3 separate regions of the Mus musculus genome follow, and all the other regions are linked to region 3. The links are chromatin loops, found by intact Hi-C in ENCODE. Cell type or tissue: left cerebral cortex. All regions are shown on one strand.

The links. Hi-C counts contacts between places; a loop is a spot of excess contacts. Peaks named below come from ENCODE experiments on the same cell type or tissue, not always from the same donor. Only the 100,000 strongest peaks of a DNase experiment are listed, where the experiment ranks them.
Region 1: it touches region 3 in a loop (2.2-fold over the local background); 13 of 42 quality-filtered maps call a loop at or near these places.
Region 2: it touches region 3 in a loop (4-fold over the local background); 19 of 42 quality-filtered maps call a loop at or near these places.

Annotation. Positions count from the first base shown.
Region 1 is chr8:80,801,201-80,806,200 of GRCm38, forward strand. All of the region lies in intron 1 of Gab1 (growth factor receptor bound protein 2-associated protein 1), which reads right to left. Among named protein-coding and RNA genes, the nearest start is that of Gm51580, 10 kb to the right of the region's middle. In left cerebral cortex, no CTCF peak of the experiment used is centred here; a DNase peak (open chromatin) is centred at 3,061; H3K27ac peaks cover 3,802 bases.
Region 2 is chr8:80,994,441-80,999,440 of GRCm38, forward strand. Usp38 (ubiquitin specific peptidase 38) reads right to left here. Exons shown (of 10, transcript NM_027554.2): 5 at 1,242-1,400. Among named protein-coding and RNA genes, the nearest start is that of Usp38, 18 kb to the right of the region's middle. In left cerebral cortex, a CTCF peak has its summit at 2,399 (motif pointing left); no DNase peak of the experiment used is centred here.
Region 3 is chr8:80,878,549-80,883,548 of GRCm38, forward strand. It overlaps Gab1 (growth factor receptor bound protein 2-associated protein 1), which reads right to left and starts at 1,931. Exons shown (of 10, transcript NM_021356.2): 1 at 984-1,931. The coding sequence starts at 1,055. In left cerebral cortex, CTCF peaks have their summits at 381, 1,324 and 2,133; DNase peaks (open chromatin) are centred at 346, 1,059, 1,334, 1,998 and 1 more place; H3K4me3 peaks cover 2,651 bases; H3K27ac peaks cover 2,655 bases.

The sequences.
Region 1 (5,000 bases), 77 kb before region 3:
TGACAGACATTAAAACGTAGAATTCTGTTTTCTCAGGAGTGACACGATGGGGGAGGGAGAGACGGGCTTGGATGTTTTCCTGGTTGCTTCCCTGAGATGCTAGCAATGAGCTATCACTCTAATGGCCAGTCTGCTGTTGTGAAATCACAGAGATCTGTATTCCTGAATTGTCATGCGTCTCTTCCTAGCATGTGCACACACACACACACACACACACACACACACACACACACACACACACACGCATGCATGCAATCGGGATCTATACTCAATAGTTCCTTCATCTAGATCTTTAATACCATTCCTAAAGAGGGCTGAGGACTGAGTTATCCTAAAGGTAACTCAGTAGTTAACAATACTGGCTGCTCTTACAGAGGACCCAGGTTCAGTTCCCAGCACCCACATGATAGCTCACAACCACCCGTAACTCCACTTCCAGGTGATCCAACCGCTCTTGTTGCCTCCAAGGGCACCAGTGTATATATATGATGCACATACATACATACATACATGCTGGCAAAACATGTAACACATAAACTTAAATACCTAAACCTAAAAAGAATGTTTTAGAGGAGGCTGTAACATTGCTTACAGCCACCTTTCCTAAACCCTATATTCATTAGGTAAAGCAGGTCTAGGTGGCTGACAGTCTAGTCACCTTTTATACCCCCAAATATGGCCCTGGATCCCCCAAAAGCGTCACTGCTCTTTGAGTGATTTTTTCTGGCATAGACAGCTAAATATTAAGAGGCAGTAAGTCTTGGTCACCTTCTAAGACACACTGACGCTCCAGAATGAACACCAGAGATGAGGTGATGCAAAGAAGGCGCCCTGTGAGCTGGGAGGACAGAGATACGAGTTTCCGTAGCTCTCGGGGGCATTATTCATGGCCACAGTTCATGTCACCTAGCGCCACACTAAATTGCATCAATGATTTGGTTTAGAAAACTGTACCTATACAAAGTGCTTGTCCCTCAGTAACGAGTGGGGATAGAGTCAGCTTGGGTTTACAGTGTTTTCAGAGTCTGTCCATCATCCAATAGGAGTTTGGTCTTCTATGGTCTCATCAGACCAAGAGTGAACTTCATGCTTGTGCTTCAAGCCTGAGCCGACCCTAACTCAAGACCTCCTGTGTCTTCATCAGCACCCATAGATAGTTGTGTGCTCATCAGAAAGCACCTACTGTTTAAAGCCAGCAGAGGCAACATGGCAGTGCCCCAGAGCTGCCGAGCACCACAGACTTGCCATTTCTCTAGCACGTACTTTGGGTTTAGCCTCCACACTAACTGCATTTTTTATGTAGATTTGGATGGTGGTGCTAGGGATGTGCCAAAGGGTCTGGGGTGGCAACGGAGGCTCCAGCAACCTCTGTCCTAGTCCTGCTCAAAGGAAGTAACGAAGGTGGCCAAGAAGAAAGGCATGGAGCTCTGTGGATGTTCCATGTACTGGGAAGTCACAAGATTATAGATACACATGATACTGCATGACAAAAGTCCATTCATCTAACTCAAATGAACAACAGCCATTGTAGAAAATTTATCACCTTTTGCAAGGTGTGGTAGCACACATAAGACTCTGCCCTGAGACCTATAAAGGCATCCATAAGTATTAAGCCTGATACAGCAACGGAGAAGCAGAAAGTCAGAAAACAGTATTATTTATGCAGAGGAGCCTTTCTCTGGTTAGTGCCCTCCACCCCCCAGATTGAAGAGGTTCTGTCTTTAAATACAGAAATGATTTCTAAAACTTTAATGCCTCGCAAGGAAATCTTTCTGAAATGCCTTACTACATAATTCATTGAACATAATTCATCCATTCCCCAGTGGCTCGGGTCAGTGGTGCAGGTGTCAATCTCTAGACTGCAAGTCATCGAGGGCCACCAAGGCTGCTGAGCTGTGTAGGGTCATCAGCCCCATACCGAACCAGCCCACTGCTGGGTGTGCCCAGTTCACCTAACCATTATAGGTGTGTGTGTGTGTGTGGGTGTGTGTGTGTGTGAGAGAGTGTGCGCACCCATGCACACATACATGCTCAACCTTGATCTTGTTTTGCTTTTTAGTTTGGTCCCTCACTGGCCTGGCGCTTACTAAGGAGGGTAGGCTGTCTGGTCTGTGAGCCCCAATGATCTACCTCTGCTAACCTTTCTTTCCAGGACTGGGTTTATAAGCACACCCCTCTATGCCCAGCTCTTTTGCATGTGCTCTGGGGAATCTAACTCAAGGCCCGACACTTGGCTGCTAAGTACTTTCTCAAGCGAACATCTCTCCCACTCTGCCTACAATCCTTTAAGCGAACTTTCTACCCGTCCTCCCTTACATTTTCATCAACTATCACGTCTGTCTTGGGAGGCCAAACTCTTCGTATGTTCTCTTTCCAAAAACCCATTGTTTTCTTTCCCAACCTTCTAGGCCTTTCCTTCCTGGGCCACCTTCAGAGTTCCCAAGGGAAATAAAGTTGTACAGTTTGGGGACTATTAAATGCACTCCATGGTCTCATTAAAATTTGATCAGTGCTTTCCAAACGTCTTCTCTGTGAGAAAAAGAGCCCCTGAATGAGGCATATGTGTGAAAAACACATGTAAAGTAACTGCTCCAAACCACTGCTGTGTGGTGGGAAAACTACAGAGCCAGAAGAGACTGGGACTGTCGTCTTCCTGTGTGCCTTTGAGACACTGTACACATCACTTTCTACTTCCCATCTAACCAGATTTCCTAATTTGGACCTTCCTGTCACCAACATCCAAAAGGCCTTTAGAAACTGCCCTGGGGCACAGTGGACCAGTGACCACGGGAGCTGAGTAGTAGCCACTACCTGAGACCTGAACTCCTGAGACAGGAAACAGCAGCCCGGAGATGCAGAACCGAGGCAGGCAGCACCTGCCTCTTGTTTGTTTATTTTTAACATGGTCTAAATGTGAATGTTTGTCTCGGTCACAAAATGAGTCACTCTCATTGAATCTGGCACCAATGAAACGGGAAAAACAAAAGCAATTACATAAACTCACACTTTAACAAGGCACATACAAAGGTTCTCTGGATGGCGGGACAAAGCACCATTTAGTCATAGAATAAAGCCTGATGCTTGACAGGAGATCTGTCATCAGCACCCTTGCTAATCACAGCACAAAGGCTTCTCTGTTTTGTCCAAGCACAAAAAAGGCCCCAATAAACCAGTCTTTGTTATCTGAGAATATCTGGGATTCTTAAAGTTTGTCCTATTTTTACCCTGCTGTCTCGGGAGCCCCAGAGACAGCTGTACACTGCCTCCCAGTCTTGCTTGAGTAACAGTCAAAGCAGATGAGTTTTCTTGAAACCTTCAAAGCAAATGCTCAAATCAACTTTAAATAAAAATCTCATGAAAAACCATTTTAACTATTAGACTTCCATGATAATGAAACAGTATCCATAAGGTTAGCTGAGAAAATTACATAACAACTTACGGTGTGGCCATCATGTCTTACAACAATGACTCGAGTTTCAAGCCCAATAATCAATGTAGTACCAACTTTAGTGAATCTTTAGATGTACCATCCTCTGATATCGGTGCCCTCTGCTTACTGGTTATCTGTCTGCTGTCTACATGGGAGAGAGCTCAAATTCATAATAACCCAACCTGTATCTCCTCAAAGGTTTGCCATCCTCTTCGGTGTGTCTTCTTTTCCGCCTTTGGCCCTGTAACAGATGCTATTCTGAGCACATAAGCCACCCCGAACTCAGCTCAGTCCTCCTCTCTGAACCATCCCCTAACTAGCTTGCCCCAAGCTAGCTTGGGACCCTCCATCCTCACGTCCTTCCCAGTCGCATGCTGTTTGGTACTCTTAATCCAAATTACTTGGGGGTTTTGGGAAGCCTTGTCTCTGTACCTTTCCTCCGCTCCCATCCCCCTGCTCCCCAGGGAGCTTGTATCACCCATTGATGAAGAAGCAGGTATGCCCATTGAAGTTAGGACAATATGGACATCCTCATATGACCTACACATCACAGGGACACTGGTCTGAGCATAACCTGCCTGGCCTACTCAAGAACTGTCAGAAGATAGCGCTCCATAAATTTTCAACTAACTTGCTTTCAACCTCTACACACTTGGGAGGTGTCTATGAACTTCAGTTGAAAAGAATTCCGTATAAGCACATCTACACTTAAGCAAATTAGGCTATGCTAAGCTCAAGGCAGGCCTATCACACTTTGGCAAGATCTGAAAACAGGCTTCTCAGCTACTAGGGTAGCAGTCTGGAACACACTGTCACAAAGGACAGATGGAGCCCTGTCATAAGAATTCCCACCTGGACTAGCCCCTCACCATCACTTGCTATATGCAATTAGCAAGTTTATAGAACGTGCCCAATTACCCCAAGTGATGCTATGTTCAGCTTTAAAGAAAACCACTGTCTCTGCCATACACTTGTTCTAGGAGCCTTCTGTGGTTACAAATAACCAGAGGATTCTGTTTTACAGGAGGGAAGTGATTCCTTCAGAGCAGCAACTGCATCATGCTGTATACATGTGCTGTGCTCGGTGGACGTGGGGTAGCTGACCTCCAAACTCTGCACTGGGTCCAAACGCCTCGGAACTGCTTCTCCAACTCGAAGCACGAGGGGCCTTTCTTTCCTTTCCTTTCCTCTTTCCTTTCCTCTTTCCTTTCCCCTTTCCTTTCCTTTCCTTTCCTTTCCTTTCCTTTCCTTTCCTTTCCTTTCCAATTATTTTGAATCAGCAACAACAATTAACAAATTACTAAGGTCTTGAAAGCCTTGATATAGACAATCTAGTGTTTTCTGCCCATCAAAATCACCACAGAGAGCCAGTGAACTTGATTAGAAGATCTCTGGGAAAGAAATCAGAGATAGGAAGTTAGTGCAGTCCAAGTGTCAGTTCCAGGACGGCACATGACCTTGCATCTTCCAAACCAGGTTGTCTTCTGAGCATTCCCCTCCACACTCTCACACTTCATTCCTCTTCCAATGATCAACTTCCTTCAAATTCCAGGTCAAGACCTTCACTTAA
Region 2 (5,000 bases), 120 kb after region 3:
TGGAGGTATGTCACTAGAGGTAGGCTCTGAAGTCTCATGCTCAAGACAGGGCTCTTCCTGCTGCCTGCTGATCCAGATGTAGAACTCCCAGCTCCTTTTCCAGCACTATGTCTACCTGTATGCAGCCCTGTTTTCCACCAGGATGATAATGAACTAGACCTCTGAACTGTATGCCATTCCCAATTAAATATTTTCCTTTAGGATAGTTGCTGTAGCCATGGTATCTCTTCACAGCAACAGAACCCTAGGTCACCAAGGTCGCCATCTACTGTTTACCCCACAGAGGACTGACACTTTGAGATGGCATTTTCAGCTGCTTTTATCTTGTTTGTTTTTGCTGCTGACAGCTACTTGAAAATACTTTCCTTGGGCTAAGAAGTAAGCCCTTTGTTTCTGAGTACTGGAAGACAGAAGAATGTCAGTCAATAGACATGGCAGCAATGAGGGAAGGCAGTAACAATCTCTCAAGTCCATAGCAAATGCTTCTGTGTACCGTTTACTTCTGAAAGGGCAGTGTCATACCAGCTACACACAGGCCTAACTGCCTTGTGACCCAGGCCTAGTTCTTAGTTTCAGTTAGCTGAACAGATGCAAAAACAGCTTGTCCTTAATTTATCTTATATACATTAGTAAGGCAATGAGGCCTATATATTGTATTTGCTATATTAATATCATGATTAGAATTGATATCTAGTAACTTCTGACTAAGCCTGAGTTTAGCTCTCCAAGTTCTTGGCTAGGCTCTGAATTTGCAGTCATCCACTCCTCAACACAGATTCACCACCTTTTTAGAACCTATCTTTTATAAACTTGAAAATCAGGTAACATAATTTAAATAGAATTTCTAAAAAATATAGACATCCATAAAGTGTACACACAGAACAATCAAAACAGGAGGGAATTGAGCATTGCCTTGCTTCTAAGAAGATGGACTAATTGTTGCCCATGTCTGACACTGAAGCAGAACTGATGTCTGCATGCATCTAGTGCAGAATTCCCTCACCAACCAATTTCTTTAACAGCTCATAAATTTAAAGTGACACCTTTTACTTGATGACACAACATAATTAAGAAATGTGGTTATTGATCTAGCATGGCGATAGCAAATAAGAGATTATGCCCTGACATTAATGAAACTACCACCTTAAAAACAGCTCATTACAGTAAAGGAATACATTTTACCAAATTTGTTCCTTATATCATATGTCGCTCACCAAGTCTGGTACAAAAAGCCATCATACCTTTACTGCCTCCAGAATAGGCTCATAGAGATCTGGGAATCCGGAGTAATGGTACATCATACAGTGAACCAACTCTGTTAACTGTACTAGGAAGGCTGTGCTGGAAGGTAGGCCATCACTTCTGAAGGAGTGAACCAAGTTAACTATATGAGGGACAATCTGAAAAGAGAACCGGGACAAGCACTCTTAATTCACACAAGTTGACAGCAGAATGCAATCACTACATGATAAACACATACTTTTCTATACGTTTCATCACTTTTTTCCCTTAAAGTCATACACTGTTCAATTGGCAAGCTAAATCTAATTTTTTAAGTTATATAACTGTAATTGCATTAAAATGTTATTTTTTTTATTTATGTGTGTGTGTGCGAGTGTGCACACACGCATGCCCACAGAGGACAGATGGGGGTTTTGAACTCCCCTGGAGCTGGAGTTACAGGTGCTTGTGAACCACACAGGCCTGGGTGCTGAGAACTGAACTCAGGTCCTCTAGCAAGCACTCTTAATGCTGAGCTCTCTCTCCAGCTCCTGTAATTGCATTTAATATGCTTCTCCTTCAGCTCAGCAGTAAAAAGCATCTATTTCTCACCAAGCCCAACAAGCTCAGTTAAATCTCTAGAACCTAGATGGTGGAAGAACTCACTGTCAAATTGTCCTCTGACTTCCACACACACTGTAATTATATTAAATAAAATGTTTTTATTAATACAATTAAAGATTGTGGGATGCCTTAGCAGGTAAGGTCCTTGCTACCAAATGCTAGGGACCTGAATTTGATCCAGAGAACTGACACCCGTAAATTGTCTTTTGATCTCTGTATGTATTATACACACAATCCACCTAAAATACAAACTACATGTACAAAGGAGTTTCAGTCATTGTTGCATTAAAAAAAAAAACACTTTCAGGTAAAAGTGCTATGGTCATTCTATTGAATAGATAAATTGTTTTTTAAAAACCTCTTTTGAGTACCATGGCTCAAGCCTTACCCTTGTGTATGCCAGGCAAGTGCTCTATTAGTGAGTTACACCACAACCCAACCAGATTATTTAACAGAACAATGTTAAAACTCCCGGAAAAAAAAAAACAAAAAACAAAAAAACAAAACCAATACAATGAAATCCCCCAACTGAAATTAGTGAAAGAGCTCCATCTAGTGTTAAGTTTAAATTTTTCAACTGAAAAAAAAATGAAAAAAGTACATAGCAATGTGTACTGCAAAAGTCTCTATATGTAACTAAAATTGTGCTCAGCTAATAAGAATATATTGTTTGATAATAACAGGAATAATACCTTAGATAGGTCATATCCTTATTAACAAAACAGCTGCTCCAAAAATAATGCTCATTATTAAAATATTTAATACTGGTAAATGGTAAAATAATGCTCTTTCACTTAAAATTAGTCTAAATACCAACTTTTTTTTAAAAGCAGTGAATGAAGTATTTTTATTAATCTCCCCACACCCAAGGCTCAGGGAACATCAGAAGAGTTGTCAAAGAAAGTCAGAGTTTATAGTTGAGGGGAGGGGCTGTGAAATGCAGACTTTTGACATGACATGACTGCTTTACACCTCAACTAATAGCGCCTGTAGTTTCCTGAACAATACCTGAACAAAATCAAGCCAGTTGCACTTCCAGTATGAATTGGAGAGGGGTCCCAGAGAGGCCCAACTTTTGGCAGAAAAGCTGTTGTTCAGGTTTTGTGCAGGTCATACTTCCAGTATGAACTGTAGAGGGGTCCCAGAGAGGCCCAATCTTTGGAAGAAGAGCAATTCCCAGTTGATGGTTTCTGATAGAGTGAAAGTCACTGTACTTTGGGGACATGGTTGCTAAATACCAACTCTTATACAATCAAAGATTTAAGAGATAGCCAAGGGCTGGTGAGATGGCTCAGTGGGTAAGAGCACCCGACTGCTCTTCCGAAGGTCTAGAGTTCAAATCCCCGCAACCACATGGTGGCTCACAAGAGGAGATCTGACTCCCTCTTCTGGAGTGTCTGAAGACAGCTACAGTGTACTTACATATAATCAATAAATAAATCTTTAAAAAAAAAGAGAGAGATAGCAAAATGAAAATTCTATTTTACAGAAACGGCTGACATCATGATAGAATATTTTTTCAACTAATTATTAATCATAATCTGATACCATATATAAGTATACTTCTGAACTAAAGGTGTCCCAGGTTCTTTATGCATAATATCTTTGCAGCTCCAAATCCTGATAAACTGTATTCACTACTCTATCAGGGTTGTCTCACCAAACAGTACCTCAATCAGTGGTCAGATTCTGCAATTAACCACTGTTAATTGCTGTCCTGCACTGTCTGGATTTCTTCTGTGTCAATGCATTAAGTCACATTGTACCTTTTATGCCATCTTTTAAGACCTGAATTCTATGACAGTTACCTGATGTGGCCATACTACAGCAGGTGCGTATAGTACCACATTGTCAGCTTCTAGGCTGGTGTTCCAGAATTGGGTGGTTGGAAAGGAGTTGGCACAAAAAGTGCACAATTTAAATTTATGATTTAAAATTTTAATCTTTTATTAATTAAAGCTTTCTTGGATAACTCATACACACACATACACACTCTACTTACTTTCATGCCCTACCTTCTCTCTATATTTTAACTTTATGCATTTGGATATTTCCCCTGCACATATATCCATGTACCACATGTGTGCCTGGCCTGGTGCTCACAGAGATCAGAAGTGGGCATCAGGTTCCCCAGAAGTAGAGTTCCAGTCACGTGGAGTACTATTTGTGTACTGGGAATTAAGCGCAGATCCACAGGCATAGTAGCCAAGCTCTTAACTGCTGAGGTATAACACACCTCCCTTGGATCCACTGATCCTAGTACCCCTTTCTCAGTCAGTTTATGATTTTGTGCTGTGTTCTCATCAGCTTTCCTCAGTTACCTGTGGCTGCCTGGGGTGTGGACACGCCAGCTACCAGATTCTAATGAGTTTGTTCTTTTGTCTGGTTTTCCTCCCTCCCTTCTCGTCACCTCGAAGATACAACCCAGGTACTCCTGCATCTTAGAAGAGTGCTCTATCACTGAGAATATCCCTGGCTCTCATTTCTACGTTTCTAACACATCTCAGTGACAATTTCATAAAACTAAAATCTGTCACTTTCTTGCTAAACTAGACTGAAATCCAAAATTATTTTGTTTTCTCAGAGGTAAAGGGAGAAAGATGAAAGAAAAGGACTCTAAAAGTGAATTTCATAGTTTCAAGTCTTCCAAAGTTCTTCCAGTCGAGAAATGGCCTTCACAACCAGGCTGCAGTCTTGTCTCCTATCACATTGTCAATGGCCACTCTCATCACCAACAAGGAAATGAGATGCAGTCCTTTCCCAGCAGTGTAGACTGCCACTCAAGCAGGCTGATGCCTTCTAAACGATTCCAAGTTAGATTTCATGTGTATGAGTGTTACCTGAAACAAAGGTGAATACCCAGGGAGGTCAGAAGACAGTGTCAGAGCCCCGGAAACTGTAGCTACAGATGGTTGTGAATCACGGTGTGGGTGTTGCAAACTGAGCCTGGGTTGTTCAACAAGTGCTCTTAAACACTGAGCTATCTGTCTAGCCCCCAAATTTAAATATTTTAATGTATGAAATTAAATGCATTTAGAAGTTACTGCAATACTCATTCAACTACTTGAGGAAATACATATAGCTTAATTACTAATTTTGCTTTTTTTTTCCATTTTAACTATGCACCACAGATCCATCTAAAATAAAATTTTCTT
Region 3 (5,000 bases):
TTTCACCCTAAAAATACTTGTTTCAAATGCCGGTACAAAGTGTCATTTCTTTACTGACAGGGTACATCGCAAAATTAGCCAATCTGAAGGAAGACTTAGGACCCTAGATTCCCGATGAGGATATAGTTCCACTCAAGTATTATAGGCTCCTTCAAGATACAGTTTTCCTAACCGTGAACACAGTCATCTCACAATCAGCATCTTGAATCAATTACGCAAATACCAGTTAAGCCGTTCTGGTGCCCGGGAAAAGAAACGCCAGCATCAAGAAATCCCTGTTGGCTTCAGCTGTCCCCTCCTGCGGGGCTTGACAGCGCTTCTAAGGCGCCCAAACACCAGCCACCAGGCTCCCCCCAGCGCCCTCCTGCCGAATCAAACCGCCAGGGTTCTCAGGCCAAAATCCAGTGTCCTCAAAGCAAAACCATGAAAATGCTAAGCAGACGGCAGGGTTCATAAGAACTTTTTTCCCCTTTCCCTTGAGCGAATATTTTGAGAAGTTTGCCTATATTATCCACTTCTTGCGTCCACAGTTCACTTCCCTCCACCTCCTGGAGGCGCAAAGGAGAGCGGGCGCGGACCCAATCGAGAACCCATGAGTACTTACTACCTCCGCGGTTTCTCGGGGAGGGGAGATTTAACAGCTCCATGAGAATCTGATACAGATAATAAAAGAAGGCTCTTTCTCCCTGTTTCACTCCACCCTTGCTAAATGGAAATAACAACAACCAAAGTATGCAGCCAGTTTTGAGCTGGAAAACTGGGCTTCTCTAACAGGCAACGAGGCCTACAAGGGAGGCAGTCTGCAATATGGAGGGAGAAAGTTTGGCCGCCGAGTGGACGTCAGGGTGGGAGTGGACCGCACCCGGTCCGGAGCCCGCCGGCCGAGAGACGGATCGAGGAAAAGGAGGGCGGGATTCGTGGAAGAGCCAACCGGGCGCGCAGGCTGCTGCAGCGGGGCAGACGGTGACCTGACCTGTACTTACATAACGCTTCAACTTCTTCTCCGGGGGCGACTTGCGGAGCCATCCCGAGCAAACCACTTCGCCGCCGCTCATGGTGCACGCCGTGAGGACTCGAGGACCAGACACCAAAGGGGTCGGTGGACACAGTGGACGCGCTCCGTGCACGGCGGGCACGGCAGTCAAACGCAGCCCAGAGGACGTCTCAGATTCCCCCGACGGGGCGGCCCGGCTCCCCGCGCCCTGTGTCGGCGATCGAACCTCTCCCGCAGATTCGCGGACTGAAGAGGAACTCGATCGGGAACCGCGGGGACCAGGGCTCGCCGACCTTCTTTCAGTGCGCCCTCCTGGCCGCCAGGCGCGCCGTCCCGCCGCCTAGGCAGCGGTCGGGCTCCGCTGGGACTCTGTCCGGACAGGGAGCCCAGAACTGGAAGCCCTGCGCTCCGCCCCTTGGAAACGGGACCTCCCGCGGGTGCTCCCCGCTGCGGACCCCACGCTGCACGCGCACACACAATGCCCGCGCGCGGTGTCCGCTCCGCTCCGCTCCGCCCGTTGGCGCATTCACACTGAGAGGGGCTCGATCTTCTCTTTCCCTCTGCTCGGAAAAGGGCGCCTGGGAAGGCGTGCGGCGTCCGGGTGGCAGCCGGCACAGGGGCAGGTCCTGATCAGCCTAGGGAGTTCGCGGACCAGCAGCGAGGGTCAGGGCGTCGCCGGGCGTCGGGGAGGTCGCGGGTCCGCGGTGGGAGGGTGGGTCTGCGCTCCAGCCTCGGATGAGGGCGGGGATCAGCACAGGGACGAGGCGCAGGGCGGCTCTGCTTCGGGGAGGGACCCCTCTGTCCTGTCCCCTGCGCTCCTCCCCCACCCCGGGGGCGCGCGGCGGGTTCGGGGAGGCGCGGCCTGGGCCCCGGCCCTCCTCCTCCTAGCCTTTCTGCCTCCCCTTCCCACGATCGGTCGCCTCTAGCTTCAGCCCAGACTTTCTCTGAAACTCCTCCGGAGCGCTTCCAGCCAAAACAACAAGGGCTGGGGAGGCGGGGCCGGCGCTGGGAGGGAGCGAGATGGCAGAGGCACCCTGGGATCTGTAGTCAGCAGGCGCGCTGGGGTCCTCGCCGCCCCGCCGCCCCGGGCCCGCGCGCTATGGAAGGCGGCGGTCTCCGGGAACGCAGCGCCACCCCAGTGTGAGAGCGGGAGTGCCGGGCACTCTCGCCAGCTCCGACTGAGTTTGCCATCTTGACAACCCCCAGGGTCAGGAGTTTGTACTCGGCTGTGCCTTCGCGATCCAGAGTTTTCGGAAGGATTTCCCTACTTGACAGTCTGAAAAAATAACCCAGCCAGGAGGAGAACTCACTCAAGCGGGTCCTGGCTGCTCGAGAGACTGAAGGACTGCGTCTCCCGGACCAGGAGCGCGCTAGGACCCTCACTGTGCACCCAGAGACCAAGGGGGTGGGGGACCTCCTGGGTGCCTAGGGCCTGACCCAGGAGCTGTTCTACCGAGTGATGCTACCGCTTAGCCTCCACAAAGCGTTCAGCTGCGTGTATCTCTAAGACAGGATAAAGTCTCACACTGCTTCCACTCATGGGCTGTTTCTTCCAGTTGGCGTTGTGTTTGTTTAAAACCTGCGCTAGGATGTTGGACAGGAAAAGAAATCATTCTGGGTACCCTAATTCTATTTGCCTTTTTGTGTGTTTTACAGTTATTATATCTGGGCTGAGTTTGACACAGTCTTGTAACAGACTCTTCTTTACGGGTGTGTTTGAAACAAAGCCTTGGAACAAATTTTAGAAGGCAATATAATCAGACAAAAATTTTAAAGAGTTGGGCATGGTGATGCATGTCTTTAATTCCAGCGCTTGGGAGGCCGAGGCAGGCAGATTTCTGTGAGTTTAAGGCCAGTTTTGTCCACAAAGTGAGTTCTAAGGCGACCAGGACTACATAAAGAGGCCCTGTCTCAAAAAGGGAGTTTGTGTGAAAATACAAATAGATAAACAAGCATTTCTGAGAAGCATGAGTTTGGGGCTCTCCTAATAAATGTGTGTTCTGAGTCTGAAACCTTGGGGGTCGTAAAGAGGAAAAGGTGCTGGGAGCCCTGCCTGGCAGAACCCCTGTAATCCCAGGCCTGCCAAGGTAGGTAGGGGAGGGGGAGGGAAAGAAAGACTAGAGAGAGACATGGAGGCAGGAGTGAAGAAATTAAAGAAAGAAAAGAAAAGTAGATGCTAAGTTAATAATAAGACAAAAGCCCTTGCATATAAGAAGAGACAGTGCCCTTTGTTTTTGCCATAAAGTGCTTTTGAAATGGAAAAGTGTAATCTATCTTGTATTATTTAACTTTTGGAATTTCAAATAGAGCTTTTTTCCCAAATAAGTTTCACTTATTCCATTTCTATATACAAAAATCTACACCTGCAGTTAGAAACTTACACCTGCAACCCCAGCACTTGGGAAACTGAGGCAGGAGGATTATTGTGAGTTCTAGGTCAGCCTAAGCTTGATAGAGTATAAGAACCAATCTCCAAAAAAGAAGATGAATTTAAAGTGTTGCATTAAGACCTGGCAAATGGCTCTGGGTGAAGAACACTGGCTGCTCTTGCAGAGAATCTGGATTTTACTCTTAAACCTCTATGGTCCCAGAAGGTCAGCTATCCTTTTCCAGTCTCCATAGGTATCAGGCATGCACATGGATCACAGGCATACATGTAAGCAAAACACACATACACACATACACATAAAATGAATAATTTTTAAAAGTATTGCCTAAGATTTATGCTTGAGCCCATGAGATATGCCTCCACATATTGCACAAGCAGCAAAAGGAGACTGAGTGACACACCAGGCATAGCTTGAACATAGGAAATTTCAAAGCCCTCCCGCTCCAAACACGCACATACTTCCTCCAACAAGGCCACGCCTCCTAATAGTGCCACTCCTTATGGACTAAGCATTCAAACACATGAGTCTATGGGGACTATACATATTCAAACCACCACACATTATTATATAAAAAATTATATATTATATTTAAATTATACCACTTTCACATCATGTATTGAATCATATTTATGTATGTGCATTATAAGATTTGCAGTGTGATGGCGCATGCTTCTGATGTTAGCATGTAGATGGCTGAGGCAGTGTGAGAACCTCTCCAAAAAAAATAAATGAATAAATAAGTAAATAATTGGCATTCTGGGAAATGCTATTATATATAAATGGGCTGAGTTTTATTCCACAGCAAATGTTTACAGAATGTCTGATACTGGAATACCATAGTGAGGAAGGGTAGACACGTTCTCTCCTCCTCTATCTTGGAAAGAAAAAAATATTACAGGTAATTAACCTCCAAATGTCTATAATTTAGTTGATACATTTTATGGAAGAAAAATATATAAATATTTAGGCATATGTTGGAGAATTCACCCTTCAAGAGGGGAGGGGGAGTAGGTTGAGATTGACTCCTTTGAGCTAAAGACTTCACACAGAACTCTCAGGACCCATAGGTGCAGCATACAGCTTGGAGAAGCCACAGACAATGTAGATCCACAGGTGCTGGGGCTGCTAGGAGCTAGAAAAGAACTGGATACATTCGGCAACAAAGAGAGTGAGCACAGCATTAACCCTGGGTGAGAACCCCGAGGCAGCCAGAGAGGAACGCAGGTGCCTGCTTGGAGGGTGTTTTGTTTTGTCTTGAGACTTGTTCTTATGAATCCTCTGCTAGCCTTATCTTGGATGGCCTTGCGCTTTTGATCCTCCAGCCTTTGCCTCATTGGAGCTGGGATCACTAGGGAGCACCACCAAGCCCAATTTGAGAATCTTTCTGAATTTAGACCTCTTCCTTAAAGCATATGGCCCTAGCATCACATCAGTCAACTCTGAAAAGGTAGTGTTACTCCAGCTTCCAACTTTAACTGCACATCTCCTGCCTGATTTTCCGAGTCACCATATGACATCACTCTTGTTTCTAGATGGCTTTTCCAGTCTATGGATATGTCTGACTTTTTTGTAGAACATCAGACATCCCTTTTATTCTTCATGCTCACTTCTCTAAG